Regions from separate parts of the Mus musculus genome. Here all the other regions are linked to region 1. Evidence: chromatin loops called from intact Hi-C (ENCODE). Cell type or tissue: heart. All regions are shown on one strand.

Evidence for each region. Hi-C counts contacts between places; a loop is a spot of excess contacts. Peaks named below come from ENCODE experiments on the same cell type or tissue, not always from the same donor. Only the 100,000 strongest peaks of a DNase experiment are listed, where the experiment ranks them.
Region 2: a loop joins it to region 1, with 3 times the contacts of the local background. A loop is called at or near these places in 6 of 42 quality-filtered maps.
Region 3: a loop joins it to region 1, with 2.1 times the contacts of the local background. A loop is called at or near these places in 6 of 42 quality-filtered maps.
Region 4: a loop joins it to region 1, with 5 times the contacts of the local background. A loop is called at or near these places in 16 of 42 quality-filtered maps.
Region 5: a loop joins it to region 1, with 3 times the contacts of the local background. A loop is called at or near these places in 6 of 42 quality-filtered maps.
Region 6: it touches region 1 in a loop (2.6-fold over the local background); 3 of 42 quality-filtered maps call a loop at or near these places.
Region 7: a loop joins it to region 1, with 7 times the contacts of the local background. A loop is called at or near these places in 16 of 42 quality-filtered maps.

Annotation. Positions count from the first base shown.
Region 1 is chr7:130,671,594-130,675,593 of GRCm38, forward strand. It overlaps Tacc2 (transforming, acidic coiled-coil containing protein 2), which reads left to right. Exons shown (of 22, transcript NM_001004468.3): 5 at 3,009-3,146. Among named protein-coding and RNA genes, the nearest start is that of Gm39098, 28 kb to the left of the region's middle. In heart, a CTCF peak has its summit at 2,360 (motif pointing right); DNase peaks (open chromatin) are centred at 1,798, 2,228 and 3,118; H3K27ac peaks cover 2,420 bases.
Region 2 is chr7:130,531,732-130,535,731 of GRCm38, forward strand. Nsmce4a (NSE4 homolog A, SMC5-SMC6 complex component) reads right to left here. Exons shown (of 11, transcript NM_001162855.1): 8 at 3,793-3,841; 9 at 2,039-2,130; 10 at 1,846-1,935; 11 at 795-961. The coding sequence ends at 1,861. Among named protein-coding and RNA genes, the nearest start is that of Nsmce4a, 14 kb to the right of the region's middle. In heart, CTCF peaks have their summits at 1,741 and 3,621 (motif pointing right); a DNase peak (open chromatin) is centred at 1,780.
Region 3 is chr7:130,545,148-130,549,147 of GRCm38, forward strand. It overlaps Nsmce4a (NSE4 homolog A, SMC5-SMC6 complex component), which reads right to left and starts at 2,234. Exons shown (of 11, transcript NM_001162855.1): 1 at 1,845-2,234; 2 at 748-825. The coding sequence starts at 2,127. In heart, a CTCF peak has its summit at 2,262; DNase peaks (open chromatin) are centred at 1,814 and 2,284; H3K4me3 peaks cover 1,943 bases; H3K27ac peaks cover 2,219 bases.
Region 4 is chr7:130,753,431-130,757,430 of GRCm38, forward strand. It overlaps Tacc2 (transforming, acidic coiled-coil containing protein 2), which reads left to right. Exons shown (of 22, transcript NM_001004468.3): 18 at 188-231. Among named protein-coding and RNA genes, the nearest start is that of Btbd16, 19 kb to the right of the region's middle. In heart, a CTCF peak has its summit at 1,561 (motif pointing left); no DNase peak of the experiment used is centred here; H3K4me3 peaks cover 351 bases; H3K27ac peaks cover 2,439 bases.
Region 5 is chr7:130,602,843-130,606,842 of GRCm38, forward strand. The region is part of intron 2 of Tacc2 (transforming, acidic coiled-coil containing protein 2); the gene reads left to right. It overlaps Gm34365 (a long non-coding RNA gene), which reads right to left. Exons shown (of 3, transcript XR_378536.3): 3 at 3,257-3,775. Among named protein-coding and RNA genes, the nearest start is that of Gm34365, 14 kb to the right of the region's middle. In heart, a CTCF peak has its summit at 2,433 (motif pointing right); no DNase peak of the experiment used is centred here; H3K27ac peaks cover 441 bases.
Region 6 is chr7:130,732,806-130,736,805 of GRCm38, forward strand. Tacc2 (transforming, acidic coiled-coil containing protein 2) reads left to right here. Exons shown (of 22, transcript NM_001004468.3): 9 at 701-761; 10 at 2,144-2,423. Among named protein-coding and RNA genes, the nearest start is that of Gm34283, 14 kb to the left of the region's middle. In heart, a CTCF peak has its summit at 1,778 (motif pointing right); no DNase peak of the experiment used is centred here.
Region 7 is chr7:130,761,253-130,765,252 of GRCm38, forward strand. It overlaps Tacc2 (transforming, acidic coiled-coil containing protein 2), which reads left to right. Exons shown (of 22, transcript NM_001004468.3): 22 at 3,002-3,634. The coding sequence ends at 3,067. Among named protein-coding and RNA genes, the nearest start is that of Btbd16, 11 kb to the right of the region's middle. In heart, CTCF peaks have their summits at 960 (motif pointing right) and 1,592 (motif pointing left); DNase peaks (open chromatin) are centred at 1,319 and 1,579; H3K27ac peaks cover 447 bases.

The DNA.
Region 1 (4,000 bases):
GAGGGGAAGAGAAGAGAGAGCTGCCTGGTGGTCCTTTGGGAATATACTGGCTTAAGGACAAGTAGGCTGTCCAGACTACTAAACTGAGGGCATGTTGTCGCTGGGTGACCCTGGAAAATGCCCCGTGGTAATAGCTAAAGCCCAAGGGCATCCACGCTTGATCCTCAGCTCTGAGCTGTCCTGGGACCACAGATCTGAGGCCATCTTCCCTACCCTCTGGTAACTTGCCTCACAACCCAAAGGCGAGAACACAATAGTAAGCAACAACCGTCTGTCTCATCAGTGCACCTTTAATGAAATCAGATCTTCCTGGGATTCATAAAGTGTGGGAGCTCAGCCAGCGGAGTCTCTTGAGAAAGCTGAAATTAGACTTGTAATGTGCTTCTTCCCCCTCCCCTTTGAAACAGGGTCTCTCTATGCAGTCCTAGCACTCAGTACTTAGACCAGGTTGACCTTGAACTCACAGACCCACCTGCCTGCCTTTCCTGAGTGCTGGGATTGAAGGTGTGTGCCCATCAGCAGCTGACTTTGCACTGATTGTAAGCATGGATGAAGGCTGTTCGGAGTGACACTCTCTGAAGGAGATTAAACAGCTCCCAGCAGTTTGCTTTGTTCATTTGCAGCCACTTCTCTATATTTTGTTTGGAGACGAGGACTTACTGCGTAGCCTAGGATGACACAGACTTCACGATACTTCTGCCTTGGCTTCCCAAGTGCTGGGATTATAGGTGTGGCCGCCCCCCATACACACACACACACACCGTGCCTGCCTCATCTTTCAGTTTTTATTCACTGTGGATTAGCTTCTAGGGTCCTACAAGGATCATAACTTTTTGGGTTCCACCCTCTCCACCCCCAACCTTGTGGGGCCCTTGAGGAACTGGCAATGTGGCTTCCCACTCTCTCTCAGCCCGAGGACGTGACAGGCTCTCTTTTCACGCGTGATGATGATGCTTGCTGTTCATAGCCTGTCTGAATATTGGATCACTGGGGTGGGTGCTGTCCAATGAGGAAACACAGCTAGTGGGTCTGAAGAGATGATTAGCAGGTAAAGGCACTTGCTGTGAAGTCTGGCAGTCCGAGTCGGTTGTCCACTGATATCCATATGTATGGGCTGTGGCAAATGCATGTGTGTACACACAAACACACATGTGCATGCATGTACATACATACATGTACACACCAAAAAAAAAACAACCCACCACATCTCTCACATCAAAGGGAACAGGAATAAAATAGAAGTTTATTTAGGTTAACCCAAATTCTATGTTTCAACATGGATGTAGCCTCATGATGTTTCTATAGTAACAGAACAAAAGTCATGAATCAAGACAAATTTCAAGTACATTGGTGGGAACGTCAGGTAGGCAAGTACAGCAACATGGGGAAATCTGTTACAGCCTCGGATGCCATCTTAGCTTCTGGGTTGGTGGAAGTAAGTTAGAGGTCTGTCTGTATATTCCAGAAGATTTACCTCGGTCTTAAGGATGTTGGATCCCCACATAGGTGGGTAGTTAAATGTCTATTTAGAAGCTAAAATAGCTCAAGAGACTTTTGTTCTGGACCTGAAATATTCTAACTCTCAATCATTTATTGAGTTCTAATCAGTCTTGTAGGCTCCTGGTTTTCATGGTCTGTCTTCCAAGGGTAGGGAAGGCAGGGACAAGGGCAGCCACTGTAGGCATGGATGTGCTTACGTGATTCAGTTAGGAAGTGGGCTAGATATGAGAGGGTGGAGCCTTGATAGCTTAGCAAGCGAGGAGCTGCCTAGCCAGGAGTTAGGCCTGTTATAGGAACAAAAGAGGCTGGGCAGAGCCATGAAGGGAGGGAAGGGCAAAGCTGGGGTTGATTCTGTGGAGCCTGCTGAATCACCACAGGGCTTTAAGTAGGAGTAAAAATTCCCTTTCCAGGGTTGGGCACCTAACGCAGTGGCTGCTGTCTTTCAGGGCCAGGTTTGGTCTGGAGGCAGAGCCTACAAGGCTGGCTCTGAGCATGGCACGGTGACTCAGAAACCAATGCTCCTATGGCTATTTGCCCCTAAGAGAAGAAATAGACCACAAAACCTCAAACTCCAGCTGCCCCTGCAGCCTGGGTCTCAGGCCCTGCCTCAGAGTCACTAGACTCCAGCCTGGCTCTTGCAAGGCCGTCAGCCGACCAGCTCCCGGCTGACAACAGTGTGGCTGGCTACAGGAGCTGGGGACTCACTTGCTTTGAAAACCGGCTCCCAGGCTGTAGATGCCTCGCTTTTTGCCAACACTTCTGTGTTAGGGCTTCTTGGGCTCCAAGCTGGTGCCTTTTGGCTTGGGGCTTGTGCTTTCTGTGAGGTCCTGCACACTGGCAGAACCCCTGGCTGTCCAGGAGGGGGCAGACATTTACCACATGAAGGCTGCTTGCCTTCATAATCCTTTTGGGTCCTAGACAGAGCTGTCACCTAGCCCCAACCCCCATCCCAATCCAGGTCCCAGAGTGACCCAATAGCTCATACACCCATACTTTGCTCTCTTTTGAAATTTGGGGGCACATTGTGGGGAATTTACAGAATTGTGGGGTTTTGTTTGTTTTTCAAAACAGGGTTTTCTCTGTGTAGCCCTGGCTTCCCTGGAACTCACTCTGTAGACCAGGTTGGCCTCAAACTCAGAAATCTGCCTGCCTCTAGAATTGTGTTTTAATTTTCAACGCAGAATTTCATTGTATGCACCAAACTGTTAGAATACTTTTATATAAAAATCTTCAAGCAGCCCTCAGACAAGAAGACACCCAGGGCCCCTAACACTTGAGCAGTTAATGAATTCCCAGGTTTTTTGGAGTCGAATGAGGGAGGAACTCTGGGACTGGAGGCTGTGGCCTCTACCATGTGTAAGTCGAGGGAGTCTAAGGAGCAGCGTGCTATGTCTTTAAATAGTCCTCTCCACAAATGTGGGTGGGTTGGGCGGGGTGAGAAAGGATGGATGAATGTGCCATTAAGGAGCCGAATTCCATTTGAAATAATTCTCCCATTGTGTCCCCAGCGCCTCCCCATCTGCTGCCCGTGCAAGTCCTGCTCCTTTGGCCCCAGAACATACAGCCTCGGCTCCCTCCGCAGCCGGTCCTGGAGTAGAAGTCACCCCCACTGCCTCCCCCCAACACCTGGCCAAGAACGAACCCAGGTAATCTATAAGCATTTCTCCCATAGCAGCTGCCCAGGAGAAAGCGAGGCTGGGTGGTCTCTCTCACTGTCTGTCCTGGGGTGAGCTGGGTTTAGGATGGTGCCAGCAAGGCTCTGACACCATGTCTGTAATCGCTTGGCTTGTAGCTTGGCTTCCTGAAGCAGTTAGTTCTCTTGTAGCAGGGACACCGTGTGTAAGCCATGGACTCCCGAGGGGCAGAAGCAACACACTCACACAGCCTGTGAGTGAAAATGTTCCCCCTGTAGGTTTCCACTTACAGGAGACTGTGCAAGAGGCAAAACTACAAGGAATAGAAAGTATTATGGTGACCAGGGTAGGAGCTAAAAGAAGACCTTAACTGTAACATCATAGCTTGTCCTGCATCTCGACTGTAGTCATGGTTATATGACTATGTCAAGTTTATCCAAGGGTGACTGCTGTCTGATGTAGCCAATTCACAGGGACACAGAGCTTTGCCTCCTGCTTCCTGGGTCTAGTAAATGTGAGCTACCCACTTGTTCCGTGTCCGAGGCTCCCAAGGCTCTCACACAAATTTCACTAAGGTGCCTGCGGTTTGCCTTGGAGTGTTTACTTCCTGGATTCTCCATTCCGGCACTTTTTGCGTCTTGTTTGTTTATGCATCTGAGAGCCAGCATCAGGACTTGAGTTGCTCTGGCTAGACATCATGCCAGGGACAGGACATAGGTCTGGAAGATACATGCTGCCTGGCAATGTGGAGCCTTGACGTCTCTGGAGACAGAATGATGTCCTCAGTAGGATTAATCCTGTGTGGGTTGAGGACACTGGGGAAGGAATAGATGCTGCCTGGGGAGTTTCTACATGTGTGTGGTCCC
Region 2 (4,000 bases), 140 kb before region 1:
CTGCCTCTGCCTCCCAAGTGCTGGGATTAAAGGCGTGCGCCACCACGCCCGGCTCTTACTAAATTCTCATGTATTACTCGTGAGGGCAGGTCATGCGGAGTGAGCACAGTCACACGGCTCCCAGGTGGCGGCCAGAGCTGTAGAGCTGATTCTCCTCTTCCACTTTAATGTGGGCACGAGACAGTCACTCACCGAGCCATCTCTCCAGCCACCAAGTGATTCTTACTTAAAGAAGACAGCCTGATGAAAATCATAGACTCTTATGGTGAAGGGTGACCCCCAGACAAAGTAGAAAGCAACCTCCTGGGAGACAGGAGGAACCTGAATCCAGAGCCTTGTGCTGAAAGAGTACCTGAAATAGGAGGGAAAGTCTTAAAGCAGAAAGCTCGGGAGAAGGAACCCAGAAACCATCAAGGGCCGACTAGAAAGCCCAACGTGGATGAGCGGGGCAGAGGAACTGGCAGCAGGATGGACTGACACTTGGTGCTGCTAGGGGCATAGCCCAGCCTGACTTGCCAGACGATGTAATAGCTCCTTGGGTGTAAAGCATAGGCCAAGCCACACCAAAAATATTTAACCATTTTTTAACCCACGAAAGGGAAAAAAATTTCATCTCGGGACAACCTATCTGTTGGCTTGGCCAGCTAACTTTACAACTAAAGAGACATAAAAAACACTATGTTATCTATCAGGCACTAACATCCTATGTAAAACCTTCATTGGGACAGGACTAGGAAAAAAGAGGACCCCACTCCTAACACACACTCCCAGAGACAATAAAAACGATCACGTTGTGACTATGGCAGTGGATTTCCTTTAATCAAAGACAACCATGACAGATCCAATAACTATCAAAAGCTACATTTTACCAAAAACAAATCTTCATCTTTAAAAACATTTAATCATACATATATACAATACATGCTGCTGCCCTTTCAGGGTTTCACTGTTGCCTTCAGGCCTAAAAAACATAAAATAAGAGGGAAGACAGCTGGTTATTAGCTGATAACCCAAAACTCGCAGTATACACATAAATGCAGTCTAGTGACCAGCCCCTTGTCACCGAGTAGGGCCAGGTTAAAAGGCTGCACTCCTCACAGAGTTAGTTCCCTTCCCCTCAAGATGCTCTGACAGAGGTAAGCTCTCTTGGAACAAAAGTTCAGTCAACTGAAATACGCACTGAATTTATATAAAGTGCTTTAAAAGCTCAATTTAATTCTCAAAATTAGAAAAAAAGATGAAGCTAAAGTGATCAGTTATTTTATAAACAGACTTACAGATAAGGAAAACGTGTAAATCGAATTAACCCCACAAGGTTTTAAAATCAAGGGGCAGGGTCAACAGACTCAAGGTCGATTCCACCCATGGCTGTCTTCAGGACAGAATACCAGTTGTTACTAAGATTTCTTTCTAGAAATGTCCCCCTTCGTAAAAATGAAGGTTTTTTTTTTTTTTTCATAGCATAATTCATTTCCGAAATGTGCATTTACTAGTATTCCCCTGAGGGAATGCTACTGCCACCTTCCTTTTCTGCTTCGTGCCATCACAACACTGGAGAAGTCTCCATATTTCATGTACTCAATTAGTGAAAACAAGCCCACGAACAATCATCCCCCCCCCCCCCCCCCCCCCCCGCTGCTTTTTCATCTATAGAGCTCAGGAACACCATGGTCACGGTAGCTGGCCTCCCGCTCCTGCCTGCCTTTACCAGTTACAGTTCAGGAACCGGACGCTAGAGGGAGACAAACCCCAGATGGCCTGGGCAGGAGGAACTACTAAGGCTCGGGGTTGCCTAATACAACTTTAATCCAACTGTGTGGCTGTCTGTCGTGTGGGAAACGGTACCTTCCGCTGCTGGCATCAGGCACTGAGCCGCTGCTGGCTCTGACTCAGCGGGATCACAGGCTCCGAAATCTCAAAGGTCTTCACAATCTCCTGCTCAGAAACGACGAACACTTAGGCAGTGGGAACATTCGTAGGGAAGGAGGACCAGGTCAGAACCGCCCTGGGGTGACCCGCAGGGCCTGCAGGGCCTTACCTCCCAGTCATGGTAACTCAGAGCTATAATTCCTTGACTCCTAATTTGAATGTTGTGGTCAATTCCCTCACTTTCTTCATTAATCACTGGCTCTGTTTAAAAGACAAAGATTTCAAACATTATCAGTCAGAACAGGTAACTTGAACAGCAAACGATCATAGGATTGAAGCTTGTACTGAGAAGATACTTGTATGTGCTGCCTAGATATCACGTACTACAAGCAGTTGAGTAGCGGAGCAAGTAACCCCGCTGATTCCCACACTGATCATGGGGTCTTTTTCTGAACGTTTAGCTTATCTGTGCACTAGCCACTTAGCTAAACCTTAGTGAGTCCAAGAGGAAGCCAAGCGCATGGAACAAATAACTGCATTGGAAGTCCTTAGTTCTCCATAAGGGACTTCAGAAGGGCATGAGTGAGAGAGATTGTATGCAGATAAGAGCAAGAGAGAACAGAACCTCGGAGGGAAGGCTTTGGCCACATGGACAGTGGTGGTCAGAAAGAAGGAAGCTACAAAAGTTACAAACAGTAAAAGTTGGGGGGGGGGGGGGCTGGAGAGATGGCTCAATGGTTAAGAGCACCGACTGCTCTTCCAAAGGTCCTGAGTTCAAATCCCAGCAACCACATGGTGGCTCACAACCATCCATAATGAGATCTGATGCCCTCTTCTGGTGCATCTGAAGACAGCTACAGCGTACTTATGTATAATAATAAATAAAACTTAAAAAAAAAAGTTAGGGGGATTTATCATTTTGTTAATCTTTTTTTTTTTCAAGATGGTTTTTCTGGGTAGCGCTTGCTGTCCTGGAACTCGCTCTGTAGACCAGGCTGGCCTCAAACTCAGAAATCCGCCTGCCTCTGCCTCCCAAGTGCTGGCAATAAAGGCGTGCACCACCACTGCCCAGGTTTTAAAACCATCCTATTTTCAGAATTTTCAGTTAACTAGGACAGATACATTTTGTTTACATCAATTTTATTAAAATGGGAATTTACCAGGCATGATGGCCCATGCTTTTGATCCAAATACCCAGAAGACATAAACAAGTGGATCTCTTTGAGTTTAAAGCTAGTGTGTTCTACACAGAAGTTCTAGGCTAGCCAGGGACACATTGTGAGACCATCTCAGTAGCAGAACTTCTTTGGTTTAAAAAACAAGAAAATAAAATTTTTGTAGTGGCACAAGCCTTCCTTCCCCACTCTTGGGAGACAGAGGCAGGCAGATCACAGTGTACCAGGTCTGACTGGTTTATGTAGTAACTTCCTGGACAGCCAGGGTTATGGATACAGACCCTGTCTCAAAACAAACAAAAAAACACAAAACAAAAACATAACAAAAAACCAGAAGCTTTTAATCCCAGCACTAAGAAGACTGAAAGTTTAAGGCCAGCCTAGACTACAAAACAAATTTCAGGCTAGCCTGGGCTATTTGCGGGGTTGGGGGGAGGAAAGAAGAAAAGAAGAAAAACAGAAAAAGACCTTACATTTAGCAAAACAAAATGGATTTCATAAAGTCTATTTTTTTTGGACTTTTTAAAAGATTTATTTGTTTATGTGAGTACATTATAGCTGTCCTCAGACACACCAGAAGAGGGCACCAGATCCCACTACAGATGTTTGTGAGTCACCGTGTGGTTTCTGGGAAACTGAACTCAGGACCTCTGGAAGAGTAACCAGTGCTCTTACCCGCTGAGCTTTCTCTCCAGCCCCAACTCTAATATTTTCTAAAACTGATTTCTATGAACACAGTATAATTTACCTATTATTGGCAGTCGGTCTTGGTCAAGTCTTATTCTTGCAAAACCATCCTGAAACAAAAACATGGTTTGAGGCAAGCAGCAAAATCTACTGCATGAAAATTCTTCATCAGTTAGGAAAAGCTCTACTTCAGGCAGCCAAAATGTACCCTAAGTCACAGACAAGTCTTTTCTCATATTACCCTACAAGGACTATTATTGCTGATGTTT
Region 3 (4,000 bases), 130 kb before region 1:
GAGGCACCTCCATTAGGTTATAGGTGGATCAATAGCTAAAGGAGGGGAGACCAAGGAAGGAAAAGAAAAGAGGATCTCTGAAGCTGGCTGCACTCTTCTCTAGTTCATCTATCTGCTTAACAGAACATACAAGTGAAACTTTCAAATTCAAGCCAGCAAAAGAATCACGGCTTCTTTTTTGTTAGTCTTTTTTGTTGTTGTTATTTTCGAGACAGGGTTTCTCTGTGTAGCCCTGGCTGTCCTGGAACTCACTTTGTAGACCAGGCTGGCCTTGAACTCAGAAATCTGCCTGCCTCTGCCTCCGGAGTGCTGGGATTAAAGGCGTGTGCCACCACGCCCAGCTAGTTTGTTTGTTTGTTTGTTTTTGAGACAGGGTTTCTGTGTGTAGCTGTAGATGCACAGGAACAGACAGTTGCAGACCAGGCTGGCCTTGAACTCAGAGACCTGCCTCTGCCCCTCCCCCACCCCCCAGTGCTGAGATTAAAGGGTGTGTACCACCACTGCCCAGCTCATGGAAGAGGCTTCTTAAAACAGACTGTACAACTCCTTCCTGACTTCTAGAAATCTTCGAAGAACCCTAAAGCATACACTGTACCAAGTGGTAAGTGCACAGTATTGTTGCTAAAACGGAAAAGGCTCTGGGCCTGTGCACTAGTAAATGGGAATTATGGAACAACAATAATTGGCTTCTATAAAAGTAACCCAGTGAGTATAAGCTGCAATAACAGATTTAAAATCATGAATTACCTTCATTAAACAGAGTGTTAGCTTCTTCCAGGACCTCTGTTAGTTTGTCACCAGCATTCAGTATGTCTTCCCGGTTTTCTATTTAAAAGAATACAAGCTTAGGGAACTGGGCACATCCTTCACTAATAAGTAGCAACTTACAGTTCCTTCCACTCCTACAGCCTGGGTAATGATTAGAGTGGCTTTATCTCTTTAACAGAAAAAGGCTTTATCTTTTACAGAAAGAGACAATGTTACTACTGTTCCAAGCAAATTGAACGTCTGTGTGTGCAGAAGGCCTGGGGTCAACCTTTGATGTCCTTCCCTCAGCGCACCATCACCTTTGCCTTTTGAGACAGGGTATCTATCTATCTATCTATCTATCTATCTATCTATCTATCTATAGAACTATCTATCTATCTATCTATCTATAGAACTAGCCAAGAAGGCTAGGTGAGCTGGCCAAAGAGACCCAGGGTCTCTGCTTCCCCTCGGCTGAGGATACAAGTTTACAGAACTACTTTTAGGAGACACTTTAGAGGGTTCTGGGGAATCTAATTAAGGTCGCAAGAGAAGCATCTGCCCATCTCCCCAGCCCTCAAAACTTGAACTCTTGACAGGAAACACTTGCTCCCCAAATGTGCAAAGGGATGACTCTTCGGCTTCCCAATACAAGGGCTCGATTAAGAAAGGATTGTCAACTTCTCAAGCAACAGGCTCATCTGGAGAGCCACACAACAAACGCTTGGGCCTGTACAGCATTTCTGATTCAGTGTATCCGAGCTGGGCAGGGAAATGTGCATTTTAGCAATCCCAAGGGACTCCATAGCTCAGGCGCCCACGAGGAGCAAGCTAGATTGAACAAAAATCTGGTGGTGTGTGCTTGTCTTCCCTACTGGCTAGCTGAGCTCAAGTCACCACCAGGTCTGGTCTCCCGCTTTTCCAGCCGGCCACACAGCACCTGCGCGGCCGCCGCCAAGGTCGCGTAGGCTGCACTTCGTAAACAAGCGAAAGCGCGCTGCCGCGAGCCTGCGCAGACCGGCCAGCGCCTGCACCTCCACCGCCCTCCCCAGCCATGGAACGCCACCGGCCCGCGCAGCCACAAAGCGCCACCTTACGTTGGACAGAGTTGATGAGAGCGCGGTACTGATGGCGGATCTGGCGGCACAGGCCCTGGTCGTACTCGGCCTCCAAGCAGGCCGGGTCCATCAGCTCGTCCCCAGAATCAGACAGATCGGAGTCCTCCAAGCTCGGACGCTCCGCTGCCTCCCTGCGCTCCGGCGCGGCGCCGCGGCGGGCCAGCGGGGACCGCGAGCGGGACCGGGAGCGGGTGCGATCCCGGTGCGGGTCGCGGCCCCGGCCCCGGCCCTCAGACCGGCGGCCGCTGCTGTCGCCAGACATCGCGCCAATTCGCCTTGCAACTTCGGAGCGGCGGAAGTTCGCGCCAGAAACTGAAACCCCCGGCTGGGCTCGAGCGCCGGCTCCAGGAGCAACGCAGCTCCCCGGCTGGCGCGTGAGCACACAGCGACACCTGTGGCCCGGAGGTCGCGGCGGCGTTGGCTGTGTCTGTGCCTCGCATTGGTTCTTAGTTACTCCACCCTGCAAGCAAGAGTCTTAGGACTTTAGATCTCTGATCCTAATGCCCACCCCACTTAGTCATGCATCTTCCCATTGTCTCTTTGGCTCCTCTGGCCTTGGGGAGGATACAACAAACAAAACAGGGTTCCTTGACTGTACCATAGTAAACTGTTAAGCCTCCTTCTAAATATCTGCACCACCACACGGCAGGTTCACAGCTGATTCTCTAACAACAGATACCCTATAACAGGTCTGAGGAAGATAATTATATGCAATGTGGTTTCAAAGATACATGTATACATATCATTCCATGTAATTGTGTGTGTGTGCACTGTACATAGATACGCATGCACAAGTGTGCATCTGCGGGTACAAACGGCAGGTTGGCTTCAGGGGTCTTCCTCTTTCAGTTCCACATTTTTTAGATTTGTTGTGTGTGTATATACATCCTTTATTTGCGTGCACACTGTGGACGAAATGTATGCAGTGCCCTCAGATGTCAAAATAGGACGTGCACACCTCCTCTGGAACCGGAGTTAAGAAGGGTTTGTGAGCTGCCCTGTGGATAACGGCGATGGAACCCTACTCCTATGAGAACTAGTGCTCTTAACCTCTAAACCATCTCTCCAGCCCACTCTCCACGTTCTTTACCATAAGGCATCTCTAGCTGAACCTGGAACTCGTCTTTTTGACAGGACTTAAATAGCCAGCAAGATCTAGGCATTTTCCTGTCTTCACTTCCAACGCACTAGGATTATGGATCCACACTGCCGTGTACAAGTTTGGTTGTTGTTTTTTGTTTGTTTGTTTTTTGAGACAAGGTTTCTCTGTGTAGCCCTGGCTGTCCTGGAACTCACTTTGTAGACCAGGCTGTCCTCAAACTCAGAAATCTGCCTGCCTCTGCCTCCCAAGTGCTGGGATTAAAGGCATGTGCCACCACCGCCCGCCCATGTACCAGTTTTTATGCCACCTTAGGAATCCTGAGGTAATCTACCCTCTGACACACACACTTCTCCTTCTTCCATCCCTCCCTCTCACATAGGATTTCATGTAACCCAGGCTGGCCTCAAACTGACCCTGTAGCTGAAGCTAATATTGAGTTCCTGATCCTCGTGAATCTAACTACCTCACAAAGGCTGAGAGGATTTTGAGACCAAGATCCAAAGCCTAGTGAGCTCACTGCTACTGAGATATCATTGCTTCTAGAGCCTCCAAAGAAAAAAGAACTAGGAAGCTATGCATAGACACCCTTACACGTATATAAGTGCATCTCTTCATATTTTATGTTGCTGGGTTAATTTAAAACACTAATTTGCATTGACATCACAGAAGAGTGTGTGGGGAAGAAGGGGTGAATGTGATTGATGAAATACTATTCTCTGTATTAATGTAGACTACTGAGAAGAAATGGTTCAGCAGTTAAGAGCACTTACTGCTCTTACAGAGGACCTGGCATCAGTCCTCCGTATCCACATAGTGGCTCCCAGCTGTCTAGAACAACAGTTCTAGAAGATTCGACACCCTCTTTGGACTCCTGCACATACGTGATGCATGTAGCATCACCAGGCATACATGCGCACACATAGCAAATCTCTTTAACAAATAAAACGCAAGCTTATAGCAGTGTCCGATGTCCGATCAGAGTCCGATGTTGAAGTCCAGGGGGCTTTTCTCCACTCTGTGGTGATGAGTTTAT
Region 4 (4,000 bases), 82 kb after region 1:
ACTTAGTGATGGAGCTCAGGGATGAGTGCAGAGGGTGTGAGCCCAGCTCTGACCGGATTTGTGCTGCTGTTCCCTGGTTACACTGTAACACCCCCCCACGCCCCACACCCCCCACCCCCCACCCCCGTGGGCAGAGATTTAACACCGTCCTGTTCTATAGCTGAGTGTTTCCTTGCCTTTCTTCCAGGAAAATTGTGGCCGAATATGAGAAGACCATTGCACAGATGATCGGTGGGTGTCACGACTAGAGTGCTCAGGGGAGGGGGTAGGGGAATGGGGGTGGGTTTCAGCCACAAGGCTCAGAGCCAGTTCCTCTAAGAGTAGTGAGTTCCTCGGCAGGGACCATCTCAGCCGCACTTGTGGCTGTACCCTGAGGATAGCCAGGAGAATGTACGTCACAACTTCACAATTCCCCAGCATCTCCACAGACCTCATTTACCCAACCAGGTGATCCACCATGTTGGGAAGGAGTCTGAGTCTGGCCAGTAAGTTGGATTTTGCTTGCAGGAAGCATAGAATTAAAACCCCCAACCCCAACTTAGTTTAGAGTCCATGATTAAATATACAGCCTTAACACATAGATTTAGGGCCAGGATGGAACCCATGGCAACTCCCTACCCAGTACCCTTCCTCTTGCGGCTGGCAGAGCATGGTAGCCAATCCCAGCTCTCCCTGAGATGTGACACCTCCGTCAGAACACTGCATCCCTGAGTGCCAGAGCTGAAAGATTGCTTAGGCCTGCAATGAAAGACGGCCCTATACTAGCAAATGACACACAATGACCTGTGTGCCTTCCTTCATCTTTCCTTCCTTCCTCCTTTCCTCCGCCCCCCTCCTCTCCTCTATTCCTCCCTTCCTCGTGTTACTATCTATCTCTCCATCTCCCCCTCCCCATCCTCCTCCTCTATAATGAGAAACATTCTTGGAGATAGTCCAAGACCAGGCTTGTATAGTCTTGGGGAGTTGGTCTTCATGTTGATTTATGTCTAGCTATCTGTTTATTTGCTTAGGTTCATGATAATCAGTTTTAAAAATGATTTTTTTTCCCTACCTAAGGATTTGTGGGGTAAACATACAAGTTTGTGCTGAGCCTAGATCTGCACAAGCTTACAGAGCCTAGATCTGTACAAGCTTACAGAGCCCTGTAGCAAATGTTTGGCCTTTTGAGTCCTACCCGTCTATAGCTGACCCCAAGATGAACGGCTCAGTGGCCTTTGCAGTAGCAGGAGGGCCAATGGTTGAATGGCTGGCCCTCTCGGGAGCATTAATTGTGGCCTACGTTCAGCCACATTGATCCCATGGAAGGTGCATCCCATCAGAGCCAAATGCACAAGCTTATGGATGAGATAGAAACTTCAACATGCTGCGCATTCTAAGAGCTGGCAAAGGAACTGGAGAGGAAACAGGCTTCTCTCAGTGTGGACAGGGTTGCCTCCTGTGTCTTGGGATATGACACTGGCAGATGCTAGTGTGGTGTTGAGGGAGAAAGGCCTGAGGGAAGGCTGCCACAGCCAGCTTGTAGCAAGCACACAGCTAGGGATGTTCAGAGAAGCAGGAGTTCCCCCTGGTGGACTCTAAGCATGAGAGCCTGTCCAGCTGACCTATCTGGGAATCTGCCATTATGGTGAGACAGAAGCTACTAGGTGCTGATTCCTGCTTCTGAGAGAAATTGCAGCTGACCGCAGTTGGAACATTTTAATCTTGGACAGTTAAGAAGGGTGGGTATCAGAGGCTTGGTGCATTTCTTTCTTGGACTCTGAACAGTTTTCTGTGTACAAGAGAACCCCCAGGATGGCTCAGGGAGACTGCTACAGCATCCCTAGCTGAGTGCATCATCTCTTGGATAACATCCCTACTGTGTGCATAGTCACGAGCCTTACTCACCAGCCTCTCCCTCATCCGCTTTTCCAAAGCTTTTCTAACCCAGAAAAATTGTATGTCAGTTGCTGTGGAGGATCGCTGGGTGAGGCCACTAGACATTTCATGTTCCGTGTTGACAACCTGTGACATGACCGCCCAGGGAAGGTGGGTGGACCCGCCTGCCTCGTAGGAAAGTAGGTCCCTTCACATGTAGAAACAAGCCCATGGGCCTCATCTGGATTCCATGTTTTCATCCCAGTTTCATTCCACCTGTCCAGCAAGGCGAACCTGGGCCTGAGAGCCTGGCAGCTTAGGACCAGAGTGCATGTGTTTTGAGGGAGAGCCTGGTTCCTCTGACCCAGGCGCCACACCTGCTCATCCCTTCTCAGCAGCTCCTCAGGAGAAAGCGTGCCTTATCTAAGCTCAGTAGTGGGCTCCATGGAATGCAGGACAGGAAGGAACCTCTGCGCTTTCTGCATTCCAGATTGTGGCGATTTTTTGTTTGTTTGTTTGTTTGTTTGTTTCTGCTTTTCTAACAACTGCCCTGATTCTCTGTTTTGCTTCCATTTTCTGTTGCTCTTTGCCCTTTGCTTGCAAAACAAACAGGCAAGCCTGGTAAGTAACTGCTCCCTACCCCCACCCCACCCCCACCGTCTGACACCCACCCATCGCAGCCCACCCCTCGCAGCCCCTTGCTTGTGTTTTGTTTTCCTGGCTTGGTTATTTTTGCTTTCGTATTTGCTGCTTTCCCCATTGGATTTAATAGTGGTTTGCCTGCAAACGCCAGAAAGCCCCCATCAGGGTTTCGAGTCCCCGTTGTCCTGTCTGGGGGCTGAGGCTGATTTCCTGACTTTAAGAGCCTAGCTTTGTTGGTCACGAGTAAGAAGATTTGTGCAGACTTGCCATTGCCTGGCTCTCCTGGGAACCGGGCAATTCTATTTTTAAAAGTGACAAGAGGAAAGCTTGGGCTAGGCGACATCTTAGATTCAGGAAATCAGATGGAACTCTGTTTGATAAATAGCTCCTTCAGCCTGTCTGGTGAAATGTATACGTGACCACAGATCAGCCCAGAATGTACATTGTACGGCATGCTGGGAGCAAAGGAAATGGCTAAAGTTCGGTCAATAACATCTAGTGGAATTTGCCAGTGCCCTCTCCTCTAGGAGTGTGGATAGAGCAAGTCTATTGCTTGTATTAAAAAGCTCTCTATTTAAAAGGCAGCACTTCATGAGTCACTGTGACGCTGTCCCACTGGGTCAGGGGCGATGTTAAGAGCTTCTGTGGGCAGTGATGCTGTTGATAACAGGTCAGATTCCAGGCCGTCCCAGGGCACCAAGAGCTTTGTATTCATTCTCTTTTTTTTTAACCTCTCCAAATGTTATGGCCCAGAAGCACTGCTATCCCCTGGTTCTGGTTCTGGTTCTGGTTCTGGTGAGGAGGCACAGTGAGTTTAAGAACACTGCAGAGTTGGGATTCCAAGCTGGCGTGTCAGACTCCAGAGCCACTGCCCTTGGTGGCTTCTGGACGCTGCTGAGAACCCTGGGATCATAGAGGCAGGGTGGAGGGACAATAGGCATCTCCTAGGGCAGTGGTTTTCCAGGCAGGGCCCTGGGTCAGCTCTATCTGAATCCAGGGAGCTTGTTACTTGTGTAGATTCCCCACCCCGATCTGCTGAGTCAAAAGAGAGGAGGGAGCCATGTCTGTTTGTGTAGCCCTCCAGCTAGCTCTAATGCACACTCTCAGCTGACAAGGCCCTGGGTCCACAAAATTTCAAGGCTTGGAGTAAAATTCAGGCTGTGACACCCCCCCTCCCCCTCACTGTGACACACAGTAATAATGTGCTGAACTTAAGACACAGCAAGAGGGTGCTCTATCAGAAAACAGAAGGAAAAATAACCCAAATCAAAATCTCTGGCTGTTCCCAGTGGGGACTGTCCATCTCAGGGGGCTTGGGAAGAATTTGGTCATGGCCGGGCTTTGTCTTTGGGGCTGAGCCTGGGCTGTGCTGTTCCCTCAGTGAACAAATGAGGTGCCTTGTTCAAACCCTCTTTCACCTTCTGTAAGATGGGGACAGGAACACTTTGTACAGGTCACTTCAGGGCCACCTTTGTTCATGCAGCACGTGGATCCCGTGGCAGGG
Region 5 (4,000 bases), 69 kb before region 1:
GAGTTGCCCTGTGTAGAGGATGAGTGTCTTCTGGGTAGTTTGGATAGGGCTGTCTTGTGTCTTCTTGGCATGGACATTAAGTTTCTTTAGGGAAATAGTCAGATGGGGCACAGCTGGGTCACAACAGCGATTGTTTGATTTTGAGATAGGGTCTCACTATGTGGTCTTGGTTGGCCTGGAATTCTACCTCTAGGCCAGGCTGGCCTGGAACTGAAAAATTCACTTGCCTCTACTTCAGGAGAGCTGGGATTAGGGCATGCAGCTCTAGGCCAGGCACAGGAGTGAAACTTTGAATTGCAACTATGACCTTTGTAGTCTCAACAAGGAAGACTCCTTGTCTCCTCAGATCTCTATCACCTGATTTATGTTTGTCTAAGTAACAGGACAAAGCTTTTAGTATCCGGATCTAACTAGACTTCTCAGTTGGCTCCAATGCCGTGCGACTACTAGAATTATTGTTTCTGGAATCCCACATGAGAGAACCTACCGTTGGCTGAGTCTAAAAGTCCAGCTCTCCCCACCTCATCCTCAGAGAGTCTTGGGGTCTCTTAGGAGATCGGAGGACTTGTCCCCAGCTTGTGTCACACATGGATTGATGAGTAACAGCAGCTCAAAGCTCTTTAGTTGATTGCTCCTCAGCTTTAGTCAATTATCATTTACTCTTGAAGAACTGTCTCTCTTGGGCGCTTGAACTACACAGCATCTAGGAAAATGCAAACTCCTGTTCATAGCTGAAAACAGGGTGGTCCGCAGTAAGTGAGCGCTTGTCCAGTGCAGAGCCAAATTCCCTCCAAAGCTCCCCTGCCCCTGCTCTCCAGGCACTCACCGTATCCACCATGCAGTCAGGATGTTTGTAGGAGGCAAGATGGGGGAAGGCTCCTGTGTGAGTCAGACCAGCCTGGCATCGCTCAGAAGGATAACAATAGCATCTAACACTCACTTGCAGATGGGCGCCAGACACCAGGCCACATGAGCTACACATACAAAATAAAATTCTGCTTTCTTTGAACCAATTCAGCTCTGATTCTGAGTCTTGAACCCTGCCAGGCTGATGGGAATTCCCACAACTGCTGTCCTGTTCTATTTTTTTATGTATTTTATTTTATTATATTTTGAGATAAGGTCTCTTACTACATAGACTTGGTAGTCCTAGACCAGGCTGGCCTGGAACTCACAGAGTTCTACCTGCCTCTGCCTCTTGAGTGTTGGGATTCAAGATGTGAGCCACCATTTCATACTTGACATGCTTCTCTAAAGCCTGGTGTACTGAGGCTGTCATCTGACCTCCTCTCTCCTATTCCACCACCAAGAGACCCAGCCACGCTATCCATGGACCACAGGACCATGCTGGTCCAGGCACGCTATCCATGGACCACAGGACCATGCCGCCTCCCTGTAACCTTTGCCACAGGACCATTCCCTTGGGGCTGTTCCTCAATGCTCACTCACCTCTGAGCCCGAGAATACAGTCAGGAAGCAGGAGAAGGGATTCCTTACCATATTCCCCTGACACATACCTCCACCCACCCTACCCCAACCCCGCTCCAGGACTTTTCTCTGCTCTTTCATCTTCAAATTCGCCTGCAGTCTCCAGTGGCCCAGTGGGACAATCAGCATCTACTCTGAAAGGATTCAGGCTTTTACAGGGGCTAGGACTAGTCATGAACTTCAGACTATTTTCTACTTGCAAAAGCTCCAGAGACAGGAAGTGCAGAAAGGCCTGTGGCAGCTGAGGTGTGGGAGGAAAACAGTTGTCCTCTTTATCCTTATCCTTTGAGGCTCTGCGTCTGTGGATTCAACCCACCATGGACAGGGGTAAATGCACTTGTAATGAACATATACAGACTTAAAAATTATTCCTAAACAGCACAGTGTATCATCTATTTTCACCCTGTTAGCTATAAGTAGTCTAGCCAGGCACAGTGGAGTATTTACTGTGGGAGCTCAGCACTTGGAGCAGAGGCAGAAGGACTACCACGAGTGAGAGACTGGTATGGGTTACAACTGATTGTTCTCTGCAGGCTAGGACTCTGTAGCCAGACATTGTTTCCAAAAACCACAACCAGACAGATTTTAAAAGGAATTAAGCTGATTTAAGGTATTGGGAGAATTCATTGTGGATCTTGTGCCTCGGGAACTCAAACACCTGTTGATTTAGGGGGCCCCAGAGCCAGTTCTCAACAAATATGGAGAGAGAATGTACAAGGAGAAAGGTACAAATTAATCTTACCAAGGATTGCCTCTCTACCCAGGTTTATCTCCACAGCACAAACAAGGACACAGACTTGGAGCATTAAATATCTGCATCAGTGGGAGAAAGTCCCTGTTTTGCGTTAAGAACCATCTCCCTATTTGAATTAGAGGAGAACTAGGGGCCTACATGTCCCCTAGGGTAGGTTCCTCACCTACAGAGGAGCTTGTCTAACTGCCTTGCTTCCTGATTGCCACATGGTGTCGCTGTTATAACTTGACCTTGCATAGTACCTGGCTGCACTTGGGTTCCCGAGGGAGGTCAGTCCTCCCCTCCAGAGGGAAGCTAGCTTAATCCAGGTAACACCCCTGCTGCTCCCCCGGTTTACTTGGTGCAGTCGGCCCAGATGTCTGCATCTGGATTAGGTTCCAGGCCCATCAAATCCCGTAGCCTTTCTCTTCTTACATACCAACAATCAAGAACGGTAGCCCTACAACATGCAAGCTGATCTTGTCACACAACTTTCATAGAATAACTGGGCTTTGAGGCTGCTGTGGAGGAAGCAGGGATGTAGCCCTAGGCGTGACTTTGGAGAAACCTCCACTCTGGTGGAGCCAGGATTTTTGGCTATGCCACAGGCGGAAAAAAAAAAGTTCAGGATTCAATATGGATCAAAGTTAGAGTGTAATAAGAAAAAGATTTTAAAGTAGATTCAGGGGGGCTGGAAAGATGGCTCAGCAGTTAAGATTGCTTACTGTTCTTGCAGAGGAACTGAGTTCAGGTCCCAGCATCTGTATCAGATGGCTCACAACTGCCTGTATCTCCAGTCCCAAGGGAGCCAGCACTCCGGTTTCTAAAAATACATGCATTCATATGCATATACACATACATGTACACATAAATAAAAACAAATCATTTTAAAGGCTAAATAAACTAGATTTAAGCATGTGTGTTAGAGAAGAAAGATGCTCATGAGAGAGAGAGAGTGCATACTCAAGACAGGATTCACAGAAGGGTCAGGTGCACGTGACCATCTTAACACACTAATTATATAGGGAGGTGGTGGTGGTTTCTTAAGTCATTGTTCACAGGGTTTCATTCATAATTGTTTTTATTTATTGGGGTATACGTCTGTCACGGTACACTTGAGAAGGTCAGGGAACAATCTGCAGGAACTGGTTCTCTCTGACCATGTGTGATTCTGGGCGATCAAACTCGCTCATGCCACAGGGCTTGGCGGCAAGTGCCTTTACCTGGGGCATCATCTACCTGGCTGTATGCATTGTGTTTGTAAGGGACATTTTTGTCATTTTTTTTTGTCCCCTCTAATGGGAATGAGATTGTAGGAGATGGTGTCTCAGACACATTGGAGAGGATCATAGGGTGGTTAAAGAAAAATAGGTCATAAAAGGCCTCCTTACTCTAAGAAGGTCATGCGGAAGGTAACGTATTTGTTTTGACTGTGCACAAGGTTCATAATCGCAGCAAATTACTGTTTACAGCCGGCAAGAGTAGGAGGTGACTCTCAAAGGTCAGCTGTGCTTAAGCTTCAAGCATGGTTGTTAACATTCTCATATGAAATCTCTGTTAAAAAAAAAAAGAAAAAGAAAATGGTTGGGCGCGATGTCACATGCCTTTAATGCCTGCAGCAGAGACTCTGGTCCTCTGTGGGGTTGAAGCCAGCCTGGTCTATATTGTTAAGTCGTAGGCCGGCCTATAATTCTGTCCAATTGTATGTGAGAGACTACCCTATGATCTCATGACTCGGTGCTACATGAGGATGAATAGAATCGATGAGTCAAAGATGCT
Region 6 (4,000 bases), 61 kb after region 1:
TCCAGAATAGTACTGTTTATGCTAAACCAAATAGTACTGCTTATGCTAAAGCCATCCCTTTCTCCTGGGGCCAGTCTGACACTCCACCTCCATTACCTTGTATGAAAGAACAAAAGAAAGAAAAAGGAAGGGAGGGAGGAAGGAGAATCTGGTCCATTAACCATAGCCAGGGAAAAGACATAAACTACCGCCCTCCTCATCTCTGCCTCCAGTCAGAATCCTACCCAGAGACTTGCAGAGCAGAAGGACCCATTGTGCTCTGTGTTCCTGTGAGTACAAAGGGCTCACAGGATCCCCACAGGATCCAGAACTTTTCTGTTTCCGTGTGGGCTCCTCTGGCTGTTCATTAAGAGCTGTGTCTCGTTGCACATGTGCAAATTGGATCCTGTTAATTAGTGTCATAAGCCTACAGCCCTCCCCCAGCCGTAGCTGGCTCAGAAAGAAGTCTCCTCACCACGACTTTGCTTTTATAAAAAGAAGAACGGTTAGTTAAATTTAGCTGCATTTTTTTTTTCTGGGTCAGCTCTCCAAAATGGCTTGTCTTTAAAGGTCTCCAGCTTGGTGGGTCTTCCCTTTGGGGGCTAACGTTAGAAAGTCAGAATGGGTTCCCTTTAGCTGGGGTTTGGTAGGTGGGGGGTGGGGGTGGGGTAGGAAGTTACTGGGTGCTTTGGAATGACCTGTGACCCCATTTTATTTACAGTGACACGTTTAGGGTGAAGAAGTCTCCAAAGCGGTCTCCTCTGTCTGACCCGCCTTCTCAGGTACAGCATTCCCATGACCCCTTACACTGTATTACACTGTATTACACAGTATTACACTGTATTACACAGTATTACACTGCTGAGCAGGGAGGTTAATGCTGCTTGTGTGTGCATACATGCCAGGCACACGCTCCCAGCACCCACATGGTGGTTCACAACTGTCTGTACAAAGGTTCTAACACCCTCTCTTGGCCTCTGTGGGTACCACGCGCGCGCACACACACCCCCACACCACTTACACATATAAAATAAATCTTTCCCTCTTAGCTGTGTTTCTAACAAGCTCATGCCATGTCTTCAACTCTCTATAGACCAAGGAAGGCAATCCTCAGGCAGGCTTGCTGCCATTCTGGGTGATAAGACAAGTTGCTCTTCAGATCCAGACCAGCTTCAGTTGTTGACCAGGTGGAACTAGGACCTTAGCTCCAGGCATTGGAGACTTGAGGTCCAATCGTAGCTCTTGCTGAGTTCTCTCTGCCCTGTACAATGGCAGTAAAACCCCCTTCTCTCTTCAAAAGGACTGGAGTGATGACTGTTAGTGTTGCTGGTACTACAGTTTAACTGGGCTGTCTCCGACAACCAAGTGTAGAGACTTATTGTTTTGAGACAGGGTCTCACTGTAGCTCTGACTGGCCTGGTACTTACTACATAGCCCAGGCTAGCCTCAGTCTCTTAGTATTGAGATCACAGGTGTGAACTACTATATGAGGTTTGGTGGTGGTGCTGCTGCTGGGAATTGAACCTAGGGCTGTGCCCCCCACAAGGTAAGCACCATACCATGGAGCCACATCTCTAGACCTTGCACAAAGAGTCCTACGCTATAGCCCAGCCTAGTCTCACAGTCCCAACTGTCCTCCTGCCTCGGCTTCTCAAATGCTAGGATTACAGATAGGAGTCACCATGTCCAGGTTTTTTTTTTTTGTTTGTTTGTTTGTTTTAAATTAACTTTTTTTTTTTTTTTAAGGTTTGTTTGTTTATTTTATTTTTGGGTACACTGTTGCTATTTTCAGATGCACCAGTAGAGGGCATCAGATCCCATTTCAGATGGTTGTGAGCCACCATGGGAGTTGAACTCAGAACCTCTGGAAGAGCAGCCAGTGTTCTTAACCTCTGAGCCATCCCTCCAGCCTAAAACTTAACAATTTAATTAACTAATTTTTTTTTTATTCCCCATCCCTAATTAGCTAATCTTGATAGCCCATGGTCACTCCCTGAAATCAACCATCAGTAAAGGAGATCCATAGAGGAGAGAAGGGGTTTCCTTGAGAGGCCCCGTGGATCAGAGTCCCCAGGGAACAGACGGAGGGGTTTCCCTGGCTTGTGGGGCATGGCTTCCGATCAGGAGACTGGGTGAAAGAAAAGGCTGCTTCATCTCCTCACAGGACCCCACTCCAGCTGCCACGCCGGAAGCACCCTCAGCCATCTCTACAGTGGTCCACGCCACAGATGAGGAGAAGCTGGCAGTCACTAGCCAGAAGTGGACGTGTATGACGGTGGACTTGGATGCTGACAAACAGGACTTCCCTCAGCCCTCGGACCTGTCTAACTTTGTAAATGAGACCAAATTCAATTCACCCTCAGAGGGTAAGCAACTCGGTGGCCAGCCAGACCCACACCTTGCCTTGGAGAATACTGTCCCTAGGGGGCAAAGAGCCAGAAAAGGTACTTGCCAGCCAGGTAACCATTACCCGTGTGACAGTCTGCACGCCTCCCACTGTATGCAAAGCTATGGCTTGAGAGCACCTGTCCCTTGACCCTCTGATGCCTGCTGAGAACCAGACTAGAACCCTCTAGCCCAGATCCTGAACCCTCACTTGCTTGTTCTTGGCTGTATGGCTTTGGATACCTTCTGTAGCTTTGAAAGGCATTGCTGCTCCAAAGGGACATCTTTCACACTGATCTTTGACTGTAGGTCACCCCACCTCTGGGTCTTCTGGTACCAACCTTGTTCATGTCCCCCTCAGGATGGGTAGCCAATATGACCACCCATTTTAATCAAGCCTGGAACCAGAGGCTTACACCCCCTCCCCCACCCCTGCTTGCTATTGAGAACTTGATTGCATTTGGAAGGTCCCAGGCACTTGTCTTATCTTGGTGTCTACCTTTATGCTGTGTATTCAGTTTCTGCTTTCTCTCTGATTGTTGGGTTTGAATGAGTCATATATCTTAGGGCTAGAATGTTCTCACTTGGCAGAGTGCATCGTGCATAAACATTCTCTACTACATTAACAACTAGTGGCACACATCTACACTCCCAGCCGTCTAGAAGGTAGAGACGGGAGAACCAGAAGTTCACCCTCCTTCCCCACCTTTGCCTGTCTCAGCCTTTGCCTGGATATCTACTCCTTTCCCTTAATGCTTGATCTGGGGCCTCTTAAGATCATGATGAAGAAGTTTGTGCATTTCGTGTTCATTACTGGGCTGTGTGCTTACTGAAAGCAACAACTAGTTCCCTTCCGTGTCTCCACACTACTATGAGGATCATAGGAGCTGAAGATGGGTTTGAGATCAAAGAAATGCAAGGCCAGGGCAGGTAAACAGCAGCTGCCACCTGCATAGGGAGGGGCCTGAGGAGGGAAAAAAGCCACTTGGATAGCATCTCCAGTTCCCTGCTGGCTCACCTCTCTTGAGCTAGATAAGAACCTTCTAAACACCAGAAAGAGAGAGACAGACAGACAGACAGACAGACAGACATTTAGAAGCCAGCTTGGGCTTGTATTGAGAATTGAAACACATTTGATCTGGCAGTGTGTTGGTCATGAACTAAGACAGTTCACTAAACTTTCTGACAATTGTTTCTGCAAAAATTCAGCAAATGGGGAAAGCTTAAGGAGATGACGCAGTGGGTCGAAGTGTTTGCTATGCCAGTATGAGGACCTGGGGTCAAATTCCAAGAACCCCTGTAAAAGCCGGATGCGCATGCGCAGGACAAGCATCACAGTACTCCAGCAGAGAGATGGGGGCAGAGACAGGAGAGTCATTTTTCATCTAAAGAAACAAAACAAAAAAAACCCACCTCAAACAAGTGGAAGACATGGGATGACAACTAAGCTTGTCCTTTGACACCCATGTACACACTATGCTGTACACACATCCATATTCACACACACGAATATTCATATGCACATGCCTTCACACAGAATGAAGCTCAGAATGAATCAGTTCAGGGCTGCAGCTGTGGTCTGAGACTTCATCATGGCCGTGGCCCTGCCGTGTTCATCTCTGTGAAGCACCCTAGA
Region 7 (4,000 bases), 90 kb after region 1:
GGCGACTACTGTAGCTACGAGTGATTTCTGGACTCTGCTGATTGTTCAAAGCAGTCACCATGGAGACAAGACACAGAGCTGCAAAGCCAAGCATTTGTTCATTCATTGATTACTGAGTACCATTACGGGTTTGCTGTTGGGTCTATGTATATTTTTATAGAAGTGGAATGTTCCATTAAAATAAAGACCACATCCTCTAGTCATTGTGTGTGTGTGTGGGGGGGGCAGTTGTCAGTGTTTCCACAATATAGGTTCCATCAGACATGTGTTTAAATCACCATATAGTGTTAGTTCCTGAAGGAGGAGCCAGGATATATATTTCCAAGGTCCTTGGCCCAATCAGAGCAGCAAATGAAGGTGTTGCTGTGTTTTCCGGTAGATTAAAATACATGGATGCCAACAAATTGGGTCCCTTGGCCTTGGATAATAGCAAAGATTAAAATCTATCTGCAAAGGTAATTCCCTCGCTAACTAAGCTTCCGGAGGAATGAGCTGATCTTGGTGTTCCGCCCTGGAGGACAGTATGATGTATAACAAACAAGGCTTGTCTTAAAGAAATTCAGAAACACATTCAAGGCAGGTCCATGCAAGATGCTGGGCTCCGCGATGGGGCTACTTGCCCAGTAGTGGCTGATGGTGCTGGGGTTAACTCTAGGGACGGATCTCCTCCAGTGGGCCTGTGGGGCTTCCACCGTGAGTCGCTGCACATTAATAGACATTAGAATGAAGCTGAGTGGTTGCAAGCACAACTGGAATTTGTGTTCTAGGCTGGACACATCTGTTCCTATTTGACTGGCTGTGTGCTCTTACACATAGCGCTTAACCTCTCCAAGCCTCTGTTTCCTCACTAAAAATGGGTTAACAGCAGCTCCTTTTAAAGGGGTAGCATCCCGGAAGGCGGAAGGCGTTAGCTTGGTGATTGGCATGTGGTATTCACAGCAAAATAAGATTACCATTTGTAGCCAGCAGGGGGCAGTAGTGGTGGTGAGAATAACTAGAATTAGTGGTCAGAGATTTTAGCACTTGTGTGGGCTGGAGCCTCAGAGTATGCCTAGGCAGGACGTAGGCATGGTCAAGCTGTTAGGAGACAGTGATTCCTCACCCGGCTACCCCCCTCCACTCCCACGAAGGCACAGTTCCCTGTTCGGTGGGCACTGTGGTGTGGAGTCCTGGAGTCCTAACCCAGGGACAGCCATGGGCTGAGCCGAGACATGATGCAGGAGGTTCCAGGAAAGGGGTTGGTGGAGGCCAACCTTCCTCAGCATCTCAAAGGAAAACATGAGATGCAGGAGCTCTGTCCTCAGGGAGGGCTGCTGGCCACTTGTGCATGATCAAGAGCAGCCTTGGGCTCCTGGCGTCTCAGCCCTCAGAGAGTAGAGCCACATCTGCTGGACGTCTCCCAGCTGGATCCCCATCCTACAGGACAGGAACGGCCACCCAGTTGCCTGTGCCGCATGTGTGTATCTGCCTTTAAGTGAGTTTCAGGAATGAGCAAAGAATAGCTTCTGTGTGAGAGGAATCCCCTGAAGTGGCCTGCCTCTCCATCGCTGTCTGCGCCTTTTACTGCGCCATCTACTGGGCATCTTCTAAACAGCGCTAGCATTTCTCTAAACTCCGGGCCATTGTCAGGAAAGCCATGTAAGAGCCATGGAACTTAGCCCAGGGATGAAAGCTATACTAGCTAGCCCTCCACTGCACTCTGCTCACTGTATTTTTGTATTTACAAGACCGCACGTTTCTTACCTTATTTCATTCTCACCAACGTTTTAAAGATGGGGAGTCCAAGGTTCGGAGTGGCTGTGTAACTCGCTCACCCTTACCAGCCATAGCTAGGATGTAAACTTGTTTTGCTTCTAGTTACTTCCTCTAATTCCTGTAGATAGCTTTAGAAGAGACCAAGAGACTGGGTGAACTCCCCTACAAGGAGACCAGTGTTGCTACTGATTAACTAGTGACAGTAGTAGTAGCTGCTGCTGTTGAAGCAGGTCTCACTGTAGCCCTGGTGGCCTGGAACTCACTATGTAGATCAGGCTAGCCTCAAACAGACATGTGCCACCACACCTGGCTTGGTGGCTTGCTTGCTTCCCTTTTTTTTTTTTTTTAACCTTTTTGGTATGTATATTTATATACTTGTTGCTTGCGCATATATTATTTCAGGGCTAACCACTGTGTTTTGAGTCACCAACAGAAGCCTCATCCCTGGGAGAAGCTAATTCTTCTAGAAGGCAGTGAGGAATTGTGCTACTTTAATAAAGTGTTGCTAGTAGGGTCTCTCTAAAGTCCATACCTCACTAGTCCTGGGTAGCTGTGAGGTTTCCAGTGCCAGGCAGGATTTCCCTCCTATGGAACAGACCGAGAACTGTTGGTGGCCATCACCTTTAGATACATTTTTTTTTAAAGCTGGACATTGTGATCATAGGTGTCATGGATGAATAGAACTATGGATTGGTTCCCTCCCTTGCTGACTTTCATAGCACTTTCTTTTCTTTCATATTCTCTCATATATTACATCCCGACTACAGTTCCCCCTCCCTCCCCTTCCCCCCTTGTTTTCTGGTGCTATGGAAGTAGATCAGCAGGTCAGAGGCTTTCAAGTTAGATCACCTCAAGTCCCCTGAGACCATTGTCCAAAATGAGTGGTGTCTTTAGCAATGGGTGACTTGCCTTCAACCTGTGAGAGACCTGCACCCTGCTATTCCCCTCTCTCATGGTCCCTTTATACTTGACCAGTGTCTCTGATTACTTTTAAGACAGGGTCAGTCATTGGCCTAGAACTTAATAAGCAGACTAGGCTAGCCGAGGATCCCCCTCTGTCTGCCTCCCTCCCATACTGGGCTTGCAGGTGTGCACTCCCATATCTGAAGGATTCTGGGATTCTGGGGGCTGAGTTCAGATCCTTCAGCTTGCAACACATGGGCTTTGCTGACTGAGTCATCGCCCCAGCCCTGTAACTGGCTCAATTTCAAACACCAAGAACACCTCTCTTGTCTTTCATTTTCAGAATAAAGAGATAGAAGAACTCACCAAGATTTGTGACGAGCTGATCGCCAAGATGGGAAAAAGCTAACTCTGGGCCAAGTGCGTGGACTTGGCCGTTGCGTGCAATACGAGCGTCGGCTCAACTGTTTGTCCTTCCGATTCCGTGAACAGCGTCTCCTTTCACTTCCGTATGCACTACTGTGTCCTCTTTCTAAATAAGGTTGGTTTGACCGTATGCAGTGCCGAGACCTACCAGGATTCCTTGCTATCCGTTTGCATTTTCTAGTATAATTCATAGCAAGTTGACCTCGGAGTTCCTGTATCAGGGAGACTGTCAGATTCTCTAATAGACTACAAATTGCTGGCCTTGGCCTTGGCCTTTGGCGAGCAGCATCTGATGGGACGTGAACATATGCATCGGGACTCTTGCCTTAAGGAGTGTACAATTGATCCACATTTGCTGGTTTGGTTTTTTAGGAAAAAAAAAAAAAAAGAATGCATGTTTCAAATAAAATTCTCTATTGTAAATAAAGTTTTTTCTTTGAGTCTTGGCAGCGAGTGTGGCTGTGAGTTATTTTCTGGGAATGGCTGAGTCCTTTCCTTCATTAAATCATATCAGGTTTTGGTCTCTGCCTCTTTTGCTTATTGATTTAAATTGCATTTCCTTCATTATCGTGTCTGGGTTTGTAAGAGGGAGCAAATGAGAAATATTGATTGGGGCTTAAATAAGTAAGTGGATATATTGGATTAGCTTAGATTTCATTTTTACAAAGCCTTGGCCATTAGGAAAAAAAAAAACAAAACTGTTTCCTTTTATAACTCTGTGGAGGAAATAGCAAGCTGTCAGTCTTTCTGTCCTGCCCCTTGGTGCCTGACCAACCCTGAAACACTGCCTATTTCTTTATAAATGGTTAGGAAAGGCCCAGGAACACCTGGTGGGAGGCAGGCAGGCAATTAGCCATTTAGCAACATGACCACTACCAGGCTCCCTGATGCTCTGACCTGCACACGTGACCTGTGA